3 separate regions of the Homo sapiens genome follow, and all the other regions are linked to region 2. Evidence: chromatin contacts called from ENCODE Hi-C or POLR2A ChIA-PET data. All regions are on one chromosome and are shown on one strand. The core of a region is the stretch at or near the end of the contact, and the rest is flanking DNA. Distances in the headings are between cores, read along the strand shown. Region 1 holds the start of ZNF681 (zinc finger protein 681). Region 2 holds the start of ZNF708 (zinc finger protein 708). Region 3 holds the start of ZNF91 (zinc finger protein 91).

Region 1 (4,831 bases), core at 2,236-4,735, 2.4 Mb after region 2:
ATATTGAAGTTATCCTCACCCAAGAAGACCAGGTTTCTGTAGTTCTCTAACATCACATTCCTATATAAATTCTGCTGTATAGTGTCCAGGCATTGCCACTCCTCCAGAGAGAATTCTATGGCCACATCCCTAAATTTCAATGGTTCCTGAAAAACACACACACACACACACACACACACACACACACACACACATACACATTTAGAAAGTGGCCATGGAAAGAATTTATAATTTGATTCAAGGTAAAATAAGAAAGTGAAGAGAACTGGTTCTGACTTACAGAAATGACTGAAATTATCCAATAAAATAATTTTTTTTTACACAGGAACATTCTCTAATTTGTTCTCCAACCATGAGAAAAGAAAGCGGCATTAGATCTATAACACCAGACCTAAATAAATCGCCAGTCAGAATGGCGATTATCAAAAATTCAAGAAACAATACATGCTGGTGAGGCTGAGGAGAAATATGAATGCTTTTACACTGTTGGTGGGAATGTAAATTAGTTCAACCATTGTGGAAGACAGTGTGGTGATTCCTCAAGGATCTAGGAACAGAAATACCATTTGACCCAGTGATACCATTTCTGAGTATATACTCACAAGAATATAAATAATTCTACTATAAAGACACATATGTGGCTGGGCGCAGTGGCTCAACCTGTAATCCCAGCACTTTGGGAGGCTGAGGCGGGTGGATCATGAGGTCAGGAGATCGAGACCATCCTGGCTAACCTGGTGAAACCCCGTCTCTACTAAAAATACAAAAAATTAGCCGGGCATAGTGGTGGGCACCTGTAGTCCCAACTACTCGGGAGGCTGAGGCAGGAGAATGGCGTGAACCCAGGAGGCGGAGCTTGCAGTGAGCTGAGATGATGCCACTGCACTCCAGCCTGGGCGACAGAGCGACACTCTGTCCCCCCCCAAAAAAAGACACATATGTTATTGAATCACTATTTACAATAGCAAAGATATGGAACCAACCTAAATACCCATCAATGATAGAATGGATAAAGAAAATGTGGTACATACACAACCATGGAATACTATGCAGCCATAAAAAAGAATGAGATCATGTATTTTGCAGGGACCATGGATGCAGCTGAAAGCTATTATCCTCAGAAAACTAACACAGGAAGAGAAAACCAAACACTGCATGTTGTCACTCATTAGTAAGAGTTGAACAATGAGCACACATAAACACAAGGAGACAAACCATACACACCAGGGCCAGTCGGGGGGTGGAGGGACAAGGAGAGAAAGAGCATTAGGATAAATAGCTAATGCATGCCAGGTTTAAAACCTAGGTGATGGGTTGATAGGTGCAGCAAACCACCATGACACATGTACACATATGTCACAAACCTACACGTTCTGCACTTGTATCCCGAAACTTAAAGTAAAATAGAAAAAAAATATATTATAAAAGACTATACTTAGAAATAAATGATAATAAAAATTATACAAAAATTTATTTTTTTTTTGAGTTGGAGTCTCGCTCTGTCACCCAAGCTGGAGTGCCATGGCGTGATCTCGGGTCACTGCAACCTCTGTCTCGTGGGTTCACGCAATTCTCCGACCTCAGCCTCCAGAGTAGCTGGGATTACAGATGTCCGCCACCATGCCTGGCTAATGTTTGTATTTTTAGTAGAGATGGGCTTTCACCATGTTGGCCAGGCTGGTCTCTTTGCCAGGCTGGTCTCAAACTCCTCACCTCGTGATCCACTTACCTGAGCCTCCCAAAATGCTGGGATTACAGGTGTGAGCCACCTCACCTGGCTTATAAAAGTTATACAAGCTAAAAGTGCTGAGATACAACAAAAAGAAAAAGAAAAAAAATTATGTTACAGGGCACTGTGCCTGGGATAACACATTATGTAATTTAATTTTTATAACACCCTGGGAGCTGGTACTGTTTAATAATTCCCAGGATTTAGATGAAAAGCCCGGCATTTTTATTTCTTCTGTTTCTCTGTCATTGATTTTTTTTAAAAAGTATACACAATAAAAGCTAAATATAGACAGAGAGGAATGCGGAAAGAATTTAATGTATTTTAGAGAAATTTATATTGTGTCTGTTTACTTGTTTGTGACTTGTAGAGCAACTACTAGATCTGTAAGAATAGAAAACAAGTTGCTAGATAGAATGCAAGCACTAGTTTTAATAAAAAATTATAACCATAAAATATATACTTTATTTTTTTAATTTATCTGCTTTTGTGTTTCAGGAATTGTAAGCACCAGCCCTAGCAGCAGAATTCACCAGCCAAAACTCCGATCTCCAAAAATCAGTTCTATGAGGCAAGACTTAAGGGTAGGGCCAGACCTAAATAAGGCCTCCAAAAAGGTGAACCTGAGCAGAACTGGGGCAGGGAGTGGACTCTATATAGAATTCTGTTCTCTATGCCACTGGGGTATTTCCAGTTCTGTTTTTCCTAAACTTACCTTAAAAAAAAAATCCTTAAATCTCAGAGTTTGTATAATTTTAATCTTTCTTAGACCCTGCCCTATCAATTATATGACATATACTAATAAGCAATTTGAACACATTTATAAAGGTTTTCTAGGGTAATTTTATTAAAAGATAAATATGTATTAACAAGGTAAAAGAAATGGAAATAGAAATAATTCTTCTGTCTATAAATATCCCTTCAGGTGATGACATCGCAAGTCACAATTATATAAAGTGGCACAAATAGAGCCCAAATTTTCTGCACACATCTATTTATTGTACCAATTATATGATGCTTAATTTAACCATTTATCCAGTTGCTAGACTAAAAGCTCCTGGATTGTAGGGACCATGACTGCTTCATCTATTTTTCTAATGGCCATATGAAAAGAAAACAATTTAGCCGGGCGTGGTGGCAAATGTCTGTAATTACACCTACTCGGGAGGCTGTCTCGGCCTCCCAAAGTGCTGGAATTACACGCGCGAGCCACCGCGCCAGGCCTTTTGACTCTCATACATTTTTAATGAAAGGAAAGAGAGACTAGGAACGCCACGGACCAAAGCTCTTCCCATTCATGAACCCGGCACCCGTCAGGATTCGCCCCTGACGACCCTCCCGTGGTCCCTGCACAATCTGGGAGAGACCCGGCGCTGCGGATGCAGAGCCACCCAGAGAGAGCTGCAGGCCAGGACACAGTCACTGAGCAGGGAGGAGAAAGGACGCCCGGGGGGCTGGCTGTCAGCGCAGCCGCCATCTTATGGTCCAAGTGGACTGAGGCCGCCTGGGCGAGGAGAACTCAGGGCGCAAATTGTGGAGCTGACTGCGGCGAGGTCTGAGTCCCGCCACAGCCCCTTCCCCTCTCTCGGGATGTCGGACCCGACATTCTCACCATTTCTAGGTTTCCGGGGGACCTGGCGTCTTAGCTATGGATCGCCAATACCTGCAGGTCAGAGGGCCATAGAGGCTGGGCCTCTAGAAGAAGAGGACACAGAGCAGTGAAGACGAGACCCGGAGCTCGGGCTGAAGGGAGAGACAAAGGCCCCGCCAATCCCGGAAGCCGCCCTGTCTGCTCCAGCTGCATGCCTGATTGGACAGTTCCCAGCCCAGCGTCCCTGACTGGATAATGATTAAAACCCCACCCCTCAGGTCCTGAGTGACAGAAGATGTGATCAGATGCTCTGCTGAATGAAGACTAACAACGTAAGTTGCAGCGTTTTCAGACAGGGCTCCCTCCCTGAGCTAAGCCAGGCCCACCCAACAGGGTATTTGCCTTTAACCTTCTGTGTAAGGTCACATGCATTTCAAATAATATACTAGATAGCTATTCAAAAATAAAAATATATATAATAACAATTATTTTAATATTTCATCTTTTATGACCGTCCTGGTTTCTGGCAGCCATAGTCCCTACCCCGACAGCCCCCAGCCCAGATGGCATTCAAATCTTCCTGGATGGGCTTGATGCCCGTCACTCACGCGCTCTTTAGCACTGCGTTGTGTTGGTTACTCAGGCCTGGGAGAGGTGGTGGGGATTGTAGATCCAGGGTAGGAGCCACCTTACACCCAGAGTTCACCTGGCCACATGCCAGCAAGGAAGCCCATGAAGCACAGCCCTAGACACTGAGCCTCGGCACCTCCAGCTGCACTTTCTATTTATATATCAGGTTTTTTTTTTTTTTTTTTTGAGACGGAGTCTCGCTCTGTTGCCCAGGATGGAGTGCAGTGGCACAATCTCAGATCACAACAACCTCTGCCTCCTGGGTTCAAGTGATTCTCTTGCCTCAGCCTCCCGAGGAGCTGGGACTACAGGTGCGTGCCACCATGCCCGGCTAATTTTTGCATTTTTAGTAGAGACGGGGTTTCACTATGTTGGCCAGGCTGGTCTTGAACTCCTGACCTCGTGATTGGCCCGCCTCAGCCTCCCAAAGTGCTGGGGTTACAGGTGTGAGCCACCGCGCCCGGCCTATATATCAGGTTTTTAAAACCATAAATAAACAGACACAAAAGCAGCCACTTTGATTGAGGAGAAAGTGGGAGCCTAAAGCAGCTGACCCTCAAACAGCTTTGCCAAGCCTCAGGCCAGGCCAGGCCATCTCAACACTCCAAGGCTACATGATAGTTACAGAGGACGACAGTTCCCATAGGTACTTGTCAAGCACTGTGCTAGCTTCTCAGTCACAGAGTCTCAGAATTTCTCCTTGCCAATACCCTGTGAGGGGAGGCCCTAACTCACTAGAGCACAGGAGGTTCCTAAGCTCTTCCCAGGAAATGGTTAACAAAGTGTGGAGCTGGGGGAAAACCCAGTCAGAACAAATGACTTCCCAGGGTCTCCCTTGACTCCATCCCTATCTCCACATGGGGCCAGGAGGTGAAGCGAGC
Region 2 (4,481 bases), core at 1,479-3,978:
ACACTTTGGGAGGCCATGGCGGGTGGATCACTTGAGATCAGGAATTTGAGACCAGCCTGGCCAACATGGAGAAACCCCGTTCTCTACAAAAAATACAAAAATTAGCTGGGCATGGTGGCACGCCCACCTGTAATTCTAGCTACCCGGGAGGCTGAGGCAGAAGAATTGCTTGAACCCGGGAGGCAGAGGTTGCAGTGAGCCAAGATTGTGCCATTGCACTCCAGCCTGGGCAACAAGAGCAAGAGTCCATATTAAATATAAATATAAATACATATATATTTGATTATATATATATTCACAAAAAATACATCTGAGAAAATTCCTAAACTTACTCTAAGAAAGGAAAACTTAAATGAGAATTTCTCACAAATAAAATACATGATTAATATTAATTTTTTCTGAAATCCACCTCTTTTATGCCCTCTGTTAATATTTTCTTACCTTCCAAGTCCTATTAATAAAATGCAATTTACAGTTAAATAATGGAAGTCAACATAAGTGAACAAATCTTTTCAAGGTGACAAACCCAGGGAGTGGTAGTGCTAATTAGAAAACAGATGTGTCTAGACCGGGCGCGGTGGCTCACGCCTGTATTCCCAGCACTTTGGGAGGCCGAGGCGGGCGGATCACCTGAGGTCTGGAGTTTGAGACCAGCCTGACCAACATGGAGAAACCCCATCTCTACTAAAAATACAAAAACATTAGCTGGGTGTGGTGGCACATGCCTGTAATCCCAGCTACTCGGGTGGCTGAGGCAGGAGAATCGCTTGAACCTGGGAGGCGGAGGTTGCGGTGACCCGAGATCGTGCCATTGCACTCCAGCCTGGGCAACAAGAGTGAAACTCCACCTCAAAAAAAAAAAAAAAGAAAAGAAAGAAAACAGATGTGTCTGACTGATATTCACCCACCCCATTCTGCTCACCTTAAGTGCTCAATAACCACCCTCTCAGGAGACATTACACTATGCCCCAGGTGCATTTTACTTTGTAAGTTCTTGCACCATCTCACTTGGGTCAGGTTTTTCTTTGTCTTTTGGGATACTTTTTTTTTTCCACAAAATTTAGAGAATTCAGGGGGCAGAAATTATTTCTGTGTTTTCCCCTCAATACCAGCATCTGATTGGCTGACCAGCACTGTGTCTCCAAGAAATGGAAGCTGGGTTGGGTGAAGACAATCTTAATGTCTCAAGGGGTTAGCTTTTCAAAGGAAGAGTATGCCAGGAGATGCCTCTCAGCCCCAGGGCATCCACCTGCTCCCTTGAGAAGCTACACTCCATACCTCAGGTTGTCCTCAGGGAGAAAAATGACCCAGGAGCTGATATTCACTAGACACTCTAGCAGAAAAAGTCATGATGTGTATCTTGGTTTACTCCAGACAGTACTGAAACCCAGGACCAGGAAAAAACTGAAGGGTGGCTGAAGACACATCACTCCGTAAAGTTTCCAAAGAAAAACCTTCACCTGAAAACAAACATTCTGATAAGATTTCTGTGCCTGAGGAAGATAAAAAAAAAAAAGCCATAGAAATTTCATAAAATACAGTGTCAGGGAATTATTTTTTGCTTTCTTCTCATGAGAAATATTTTCAACCAGAAAACAATTTTAAGTGCCATCCAATGCTTTGTCAAAAAATGATTAACTAAAATACAGTATCAAAAATGTACACTAAAGGAAAAACAGTTGAGAATGTGAATTAGGAAAGGCAAGCTGGCATTTGGAAATGTCAGAAGGAACTAGAAATTTAGTATTTTAGTTTATTTGCAGTTTAAATCTAACTGCAGGCCAGAGTTAGGCTGGAGGAATGGGGCTGGGAGGTACACTTGAGACCCCGCTTGGAACGCATGTGAAAAATGCAGGGGAAAATCAGTCCCCTGTGGAGTGTGAGAATAATTAAGTGGCAGGCAATTACACTGAGGAGGCTCTAGTCCCCGGCTTTCTACTTAACAGCAACAGCTACGTAAATGTACCTAACCGATTATTAAATATAGTTTTCTTCATCATGCACCTTATAAAAAGTCTTTCCTTCAAGCTCCTCCCATGAACCACAAACTACAAAACATACTTTTGTGCTCTACAATTATTGAATCACTCTTTGATTAAATTCTTTAATATTTTTTGCGATGACTGCCACAGATTTTTAATAGGAGAAAATAGGAACCGGGAACCCCACAGACCAAAGCTCTTCCCATTCATGAACCCGACCCCAAGTCAGGATTCTCCCCTGACCACCCTCCCATGGTCCCTGCACAATCTGGGAGAGGCGCGGCGCTGCCGGTGCAGAGCCGCCCAGAGAGGGCTGCAGGCCAGGGCACAGTCACTGCGCAGGGAAGAGACAGGACGCCCGGGGGCCCGGCTGTCGGCGCAGCCGCCATCTTATGGCTGAAGGGGACTGAGGCCGAGCTAGGCAAGGAGAACTCGGAGCGCAGATTGTGGAGATGACTGCGGGGAGTCCTGAGTCCCGCCACAGCCACTTCCCACAGGTTTCAACCAGCCCTTCCCCTCTCTCGGGATGTCGGACGGCACTCTCACCATTTCTAGGCTTCCAGAGGGTCCTGGAGTCTTAGCTGTGGATCTCCCAATACCTGCAGGTCACAGAGCCACAGAGTCTGGGCCTCTAGGAGCAGAGGACAAACAGCAGTGAAGACGAGACCGGAGCTCCGGCTGCAGCAAGAGACAAAGGCCGCGCCAAACCCGGAAGCCGCCCTGTCCGGTCCAGCTGCGTGTCTGAGTGAACTGTCCCCAGCTCAGAGTCCCTGATTGGATAATGTTAAAACCCGCCCCTTCAGGCCCTGAGGGACGGAAGATGTGATCAGATGCTGGGCTGAATGAAGTGTGACAGCCTATGCTGCAGCCTTTTCAGGCAAGGCTTCCTCCCTGAGCTGAGCCAGGCCCACCCGAGAGGGTGTTTGCCTTTAATCTTGTGTATAAGGTCATATGCCCTTATAAATAATATGCTATATGGCTATTCACAAATGAAAAGAATATAATAACCCAATTGTTCTAAAAAAAATTTTTTTTTTGAGATTGAGTTTCACTCTTGTTGCCCAGGCTGGAGTGCAATGGCGCGATCTTGGCTCATCGCAACCTCCACCTCGCGGGTTCAAGCGATTCTCCTGCCTCAGCCTCCCGCGTAGCTGAGATTACAGGCATGCGCCACCATGCCCGGCTAATTTTTTTGTATTTTTAGTAGAGACGGGGTTTCTCCATGTTGGTCAGGCTGGTCTCAAACTCCAGACCTCAGGTGATCCTCCCGCCTCGGCCTCCCAAAATGCTGGGATTACAGGCATGAGCCACTGCGCCCGGCCCAACTGTTCTAAAATTTTATATTTTGTGACCTTCCTGACTTCTGGTCCTTTGAGCAGGCAGCCTGAGATTTTAAAAAGGAGGCAATTCTCTGAAATAAAATGTGAGCCACAAGTTGGGCGCTGTACCTCACGCCTGTAATCCCAGTACTTCGGGAGGCCGAAGAGGGTGGATCATCTGAGGTTCAGAGTTCGAGATCAGTCTGGCCAACATGGTGAAACCCCGTCTCTAAAACAATACAAAAAAATTAGCTGGGCATGGTGGCAGGCGCCTGTAATCCCAGCTACTTGGGAGGCTGGGGCAGGAGAATCGCTTGATCCTGGGCGGTGGAGGTTGCAGTGAGACGAGATCACGCCACTGCACTCCAGTATGGACAACAAGAGTGAAACTCTGTCTCAAAAAAAATAAATAAATAAAATAAAATCATAAAATGTGAGCCACATGTAAATTTTAAATTTTCTAGTAGCCAAACTTTATTTTATATTTTTATTTTTTTAGACGGAGTCTCACATTGTTGCCTGGGCTGGAGTGCAATGGCGCGATTTCTGCTCACTGCAACCTCTGCCTCCCGGGTTCAAGCGATTCTCCTGCCTCAGCCTCCCAAGTAGCTGAGATAAAAGGCGCTGGCCACCATGCCCGGCTAATTTGTAGCCAAACTTTAAAAAGAGTTTAGCTCTATTTTTAAAAAGAAACAAAGAACAGGTGAAATTGATTGTAACAATTTAACCCAATATATCGAAAATATTGTCATTTTAATATGTGAGAAATATGTAATTATTAATGAAGTGTGTCTATATATATGGAACTAAACCTTTGAAACTAACTCGTATTTTACCTTTCTAGCACATCGCAGTTCAGACCAGGCGCATTCCAGGCAGCCAGTAGCAACACAGGGCCAATAGCTGCTACATTGAAGTGCAGCTCTGACATCAGGAGGGTGAACGACCTGAACATCCCTTTTCTGCCGGAGGTGAGGAGAGAGCCTCTCCCTACCAACATCTCTCTTCGGTTCTGAGGGTAGAACAGACAGTGGTCATAGACAGAGCAGAGGGCAGGCCGGGCGGAGTGGCTCACGCCTGTAATCCCAGCACTTTGGGAGGCCGAGGCGGGCGGATCACGAGGTCAGGAGATCGAGACCATCCCGGCTAAAACGGTGAAACCCCGTCTCTACTAAAAATA
Region 3 (4,959 bases), core at 1,084-3,583, 2.1 Mb after region 2:
CCCCCTAAAGGAATCCAGGAGGCAGAAATTATTTGTTTTCTCCTCAATACTAGTATCTGATTGGCTGGCCAGCAATGTGTCTCCAAGAAATGAAAGCTGAATTGGGTGAAGGCAATATTAATGTCTCAAGGAATTAACTTTAAAAAAAAGTGCACCAGGAAATGCCTCTCAGCCTCAGGGCATCCACGTCCACACTTGAGAAGCTAAACTCAATACCTCAGGTTGTCCTATGAGAGAATATGACCCAGAAGCTGATATTCACTAGACACTCTAGCACACATAGCCATGGTGGGTATCTTGGTTTATCCCCATACAGTACTGAAATCTAGGTCCAAGAAAAAACTGAAGGGTGACTGAAGACACATCACCCTATACAGTTTCCAAAAGGAAAACCTGACCCAAAAACATTCTGGTAAGATAGCTGCGTCTAGGGAAAATAGACGAAAAAAACGCACAGAGATATTTTACCATACAGTGTCAGGAGATTATTCTTTGCTTTCTTCTCACAGGGAGTATTTACCAAAAAAAACAAATCTTTTTAAATGTGCCATCAAATGCTTTGTCAAAAAAAAAATTAATTGGCCAGATGCGGTGGCTCACGTCTGTAATCCCAGCTCTTTGGGAGGCCGAAGTGGGCAGACCAGCTGAGGCCAGGAGTTCGAGACCAGCCTGGCCAACATAGTGAAACCCTGTCTGTACTAAAAATACAAAAATTAGCCAGACGTGGTCGTGGGCACCTGTAAGTCCAGCTACTTGGGAGACTGAGAGAGGAGAATCATTTGAGCCCAGTAGGCGGAGGTTGTAGTGAGCCTAGTGCGTCACTGCACTCCAGCCTGGGTGACAGAGCAAGGCTCTGTCTCAAAAATTAAAAATAAAAATGATTAAAATCGGTATCAAAATGTACACTACAGGACAAATAGTTGATAAAGTGAATTAGGGAGGGGAAATTGGCATTTGGGAATGTCAGACGAAACTGGAAATTTAGTATTTTACTGCAAGCCAGAGTTAGGCTGGAGGAACAGGGGATGAGGGGTGGACTTGAGGCCCTGCTTGAGACACATGTAAAAAATTCAGGGAAAAATCGTCCCCTTTTGAGTGTGAGAAAAATTAAGTGGCAGGCAATTAGATTGAGGTGGCTCTAGTCCTCGGATTTCTACTTCTAAAAATAAAAATCTAAACTCAAGAGCATTTTTTGGTAAATTACTACATTGGCAGAAGCAAAATTTAGGCTTAAGCAACTATAAACTGCCAATTAAGCTCTGATTACATAAGAAGGATATTTCCACCTAGATTGTAAAAATTAAGAAACTAGGCCAGGTGCGGTGGTTCACGCCTGTAATTCCAGCACTTTCGGAGGCCAAGGTGGGTGGATCACCTAAGGTCAGGAGTTCCAGACCAGCCTGGCCAACAAGGTGAAACCCCGTCTCTCCGAAAAATAAAAAAATTGGCCTGGTGTGGTGGCAGGCGCCTGTAATCCCAGCTACTAGGGCTGAGGCAGGAGAATCGCTTGAACCCGGAAGGCAGAGGTTGCGGTGAGCCGAGATCACGCCACTGCACTCCAGCCCGCGCGAGAGAGCAAAACTCCTTTTCAAAAAACAAAACAAAACAAAACCTACATAACTGTACCTAGCAAATTACTGAATTTGGTTTTCTTTACCATGAACCTTATAAAAATATCTCCTTCAAGGCCTTTCATAGACCACAAATTACAAACCATAGCTGGGTGCTCTACAATGTTTGAATCACTCTTTGATTAAATTATTTAATCTTTTCGCGGTGACGCCCATAAATTTTTAATAGAAAAAAAGAGGCCCTGGGAACCCCACGGACTAAAGTGCTTCCTATTCATGAGCCAGCACCTCCAGTCAGGATTCTCCCCTGACGACCCTCCCGTGATCCCTGCACAATCTGGGAGAGACGCGGCGCTGCGGGAGCAGAGCTGCCCAGAGAGGGCTCCAGGCCAGGACACAGTCACTGGGCAGGGAAGAGACAGGACGCCCGGAGCCCGCCTGTCAACGCAGCCGCCATCTTATCGCTGAAGGGGACTGAGGCCGAGCTGGGCAAGGAGAACCCGGGCACGGATTGTGGAGCTGACTGAAGGAAGGCCTGAGGCTCGCCACAGCCGCATCCCACCGGTTTCAACGAGCCCCGTTCCCTCTCTCGGGACGTCGCACCTGGCAGTCTCACCATTTCTAGGCTTCCAGGGGTTCCTGGCATCTTAGCTGTGGCTCTCCAATACCTGCAGGTCACAGGGCCACACAGGCTGGGCCTCCTGGAGCAGAGGACACAGAGCAGTGAAGTCGAGACCTGGAAACTCCGGCGGCAGCGAGAGACAAAGGCCCAGCCACATCCCGGAAGCCGCCCTGTCCGCTCCAGCTTTGTGCCTGATTGGACAGTTCCCAGCCCAGCGTCCCTGATTAGATAACGTTTAAGGCCCCGCCTTCTCAGGCCCTGAGTGACAGAAGATGTGATCAGACACTGGGCTGAATGAAGAAAGAGTGACAGCGTAGGCTGCAGCCTTTTCAGGCAGGGCTTCCTCAGCTCAGCCAGGCCCACCTCAGAGCATGGGAAAATCCTCTCTCTTCTTTGCTCTCTTTCAATGTATTCAAAATGTGAACAAAAATATTTGATGTATATTAATAATACATAAAATTTTTGTTCCAGAGAAAATCAACTTTTACTTTATTGTGTATTATCAATAATAAAGCTAATTTGATAAAACATTGTAAGTCTCTCAGCCGGGCGCCGTGGCTCACACCTGTAATCCCAACACTTTGGGAGGCCGAGGCAGGTGGATCTCCTGAGGTCAGGAGTCCGAGACCAGTCTGGCTAACATGGTGAAACCCCATCTCTACTAAAAATACAAAATTATTGAGCATGGTGGTGCGTGCCTGTAATCCCAACTACTCGGGAGGCTGAGGCAGGAGAATTGCTAGAACCCGGGAGGCCAAGGTTGCAGTAAGCCTAGATCGCGCCAATACATTCCAGACTGAACAATAAGAGTGAAATTCCATTTCAAAAAAATGAAAAATAAAATATAAAAATTAGCTGAGCATGGTGGCACACGTCTGTAATCCCAGCTACTCCGGAGGCTGAGGCAGGAGAATCGCCTGAACCCGGGAGGCGGAGGTTGTAGTGAGTTGAGATCATGCCACTGCACCCCAGCAAAAAATAAAAATAAAAATACATTAAAATTTTTTTGACCTCTCTAGATTTTTATACATATTTTATGATCTCTTATAATTTTTTAATTTTTTTTTTTTGAGACTGAGTCTTGCTCTGTGGCCCAGGCTGAAGTCCAGCGGCACGATCTCGGCTCACTGCAACCTCTGCCTTTCAGGTCCAAGGGATTCTCCTCCCTCAGCCTCTGGAGTAGCTGGGATGACAGGTGCACCACCACACCTGACTAATTTTTTGTATTTTTAGTAGAGATGCGGTTTCACCATGTTGGCCAGGCTGGTCTCGAACTCCTGGCCTCAGGTGATCCACCTGCCTTAGCCTCCCAAAGTAGTGGGATTACATGGGTAAGCCATGATGCCGGTCCATTGTTTAACTTTTTATATTTCATTTTAATCTACATTATTTTTACTTTTTCAATTTGAAGGAACCTTTAAGTAATTTCAAAGCAGACAAATGTTTCTAACTTTCTTCATCAAAAGCATATTTTGCTTTTGTTTATACTCTCTCTATTTTCTTTTAATTTCCAAGAGAGAAGCTTGTTCTGTCACCCAGGCTGAAGTGCAGTGGCATGATTTCAGCTCACTGCAACCTCCACCTCCCAGATTCAAGCGATTCTCCAGCCTCAGCTTCTGGAGTAGCTGGGATTACAGGCGTGCGCGATCATGCCCGGTTTATTTCCTTATTTGAAGTAGTGACTGGAATTTGCCATGTTGCTCAGGCTGGTCTCGATCTCCTAAGCTCAAAATGATCTGCCTATCTCGGCCTCCTAAAGTGTTGGGATTACAAGGCGTGAGCCACAACACCTGGCCTTAAACATTCTCTTTGAAGAATTAGTTTTTTTACATCTAGTGGTCTTTTATTAATTACATTAACCCTTAACAAACTAATTTTTAGTGAAATCCCTAGGAAGTAATTTTGAACTGTTTTATATTAATATTTGTAGATAAAAAACATTTATATATTTTAATGTTAAATACAGTGAGTTCTAAATTGCTCTTCAAAGAATCAGTATGTCAGTATATTCAGCTCCCTGTTCTTCATTCTCCATTTTAAAGTTTAACTTCTTTGTTGTTTTTGTCTCCAGTTTTAGTAAACAACCTTCCCGCCAGTTCTAATCAGTAGTTTACATCTGTACCCCTGGTCACCTGCTCCATCCTGAGTCACCCCTGGTCACCTGCTCTGACCTGAGTCACCTTGGTCACCTGTTCCATAACAGTAGTTCCCACCCAAACTGCTCACCCCACCACTCTGGCTTGTACTCCTCCTCTCTTTAAAATAGCCAATGGGAATTAGCTTAGACTGTGCAGTCCAACCCTAGCCAATAGGGGAATGACACAGCAGTAGGGGCTACCTGCATCAGGGCTAAGAACTCCTTTCCCTCCCTTGTTCAGGTGTGCTCTTGCCATTGCTCCATTCGCAAGATGCACCCTTCTATAAAAGTAAATATTGTCTTGCTGAGAAAATTTACATTCAAGTACTATTTCCTTTGCGGCATCAAAAATTTGCTTCTAACATTTAATAAAAGATTTTTTTTTTAATTTTCTGTAAACGAATCTAAATATAGTTAGCTTTTTTATAACATATTAAAGATTCTGGGCTGGGTGCAGTGGCTCACGCCTGTAATCCCAGCACTTTGGGAGACTGAGGTGGGTGGATCATGAGGTCAGGAATTCAAGACCAGCCTGGCAAATATGGTGAAACCCTGTCTCTGCTAAAAAATACAAAAATTAGACAGGCATGGTGGCGTGCTCCTGTAGTCTGAGCTACTCAGGAGGCTGA

What was found. A loop is a pair of places that touch in the nucleus more often than their neighbours do. ChIA-PET counts read pairs that join two places held with the same protein, here RNA polymerase II (POLR2A). Pooled maps may share reads with other maps.
Region 1: a map with no recorded cell type shows a loop between it and region 2 (11-fold over the local background). The contact joins the promoter of ZNF681 here to the promoter of ZNF708 in region 2. A Hi-C loop is called at or near these places in 1 of 37 single-sample maps with no recorded cell type and 6 of 50 pooled maps. POLR2A ChIA-PET finds 5 or more read pairs at or near these places in 1 of 52 experiments (naive thymus-derived CD8-positive, alpha-beta T cell).
Region 3: a map of B cell shows a loop between it and region 2 (9-fold over the local background). The contact joins the promoter of ZNF91 here to the promoter of ZNF708 in region 2. A Hi-C loop is called at or near these places in 1 of 168 maps with a recorded cell type or tissue (B cell) and 11 of 50 pooled maps. POLR2A ChIA-PET finds 5 or more read pairs at or near these places in 4 of 52 experiments (CD4-positive, alpha-beta T cell, WTC11, activated naive CD4-positive, alpha-beta T cell and 1 more).

What each region holds. Positions count from the first base shown.
Region 1 is chr19:23,755,406-23,760,236 of GRCh38, forward strand. It overlaps ZNF681 (zinc finger protein 681), which reads right to left and starts at 3,486. Exons shown (of 4, transcript NM_138286.3): 1 at 3,342-3,486; 2 at 20-146. The coding sequence starts at 3,344. It also overlaps a transcript of RPSA2 not described here. RefSeq lists an enhancer at 3,166-3,684.
Region 2 is chr19:21,326,682-21,331,162 of GRCh38, forward strand. It overlaps ZNF708 (zinc finger protein 708), which reads right to left and starts at 2,729. Exons shown (of 4, transcript NM_021269.3): 1 at 2,529-2,729. The coding sequence starts at 2,531. RefSeq lists enhancers at 672-1,193, 2,282-2,481, 2,522-2,701, 2,586-3,574 and a silencer at 2,821-3,042.
Region 3 is chr19:23,393,138-23,398,096 of GRCh38, forward strand. It overlaps ZNF91 (zinc finger protein 91), which reads right to left and starts at 2,334. Exons shown (of 4, transcript NM_003430.4): 1 at 2,188-2,334. The coding sequence starts at 2,217. RefSeq lists an enhancer at 1,736-2,604.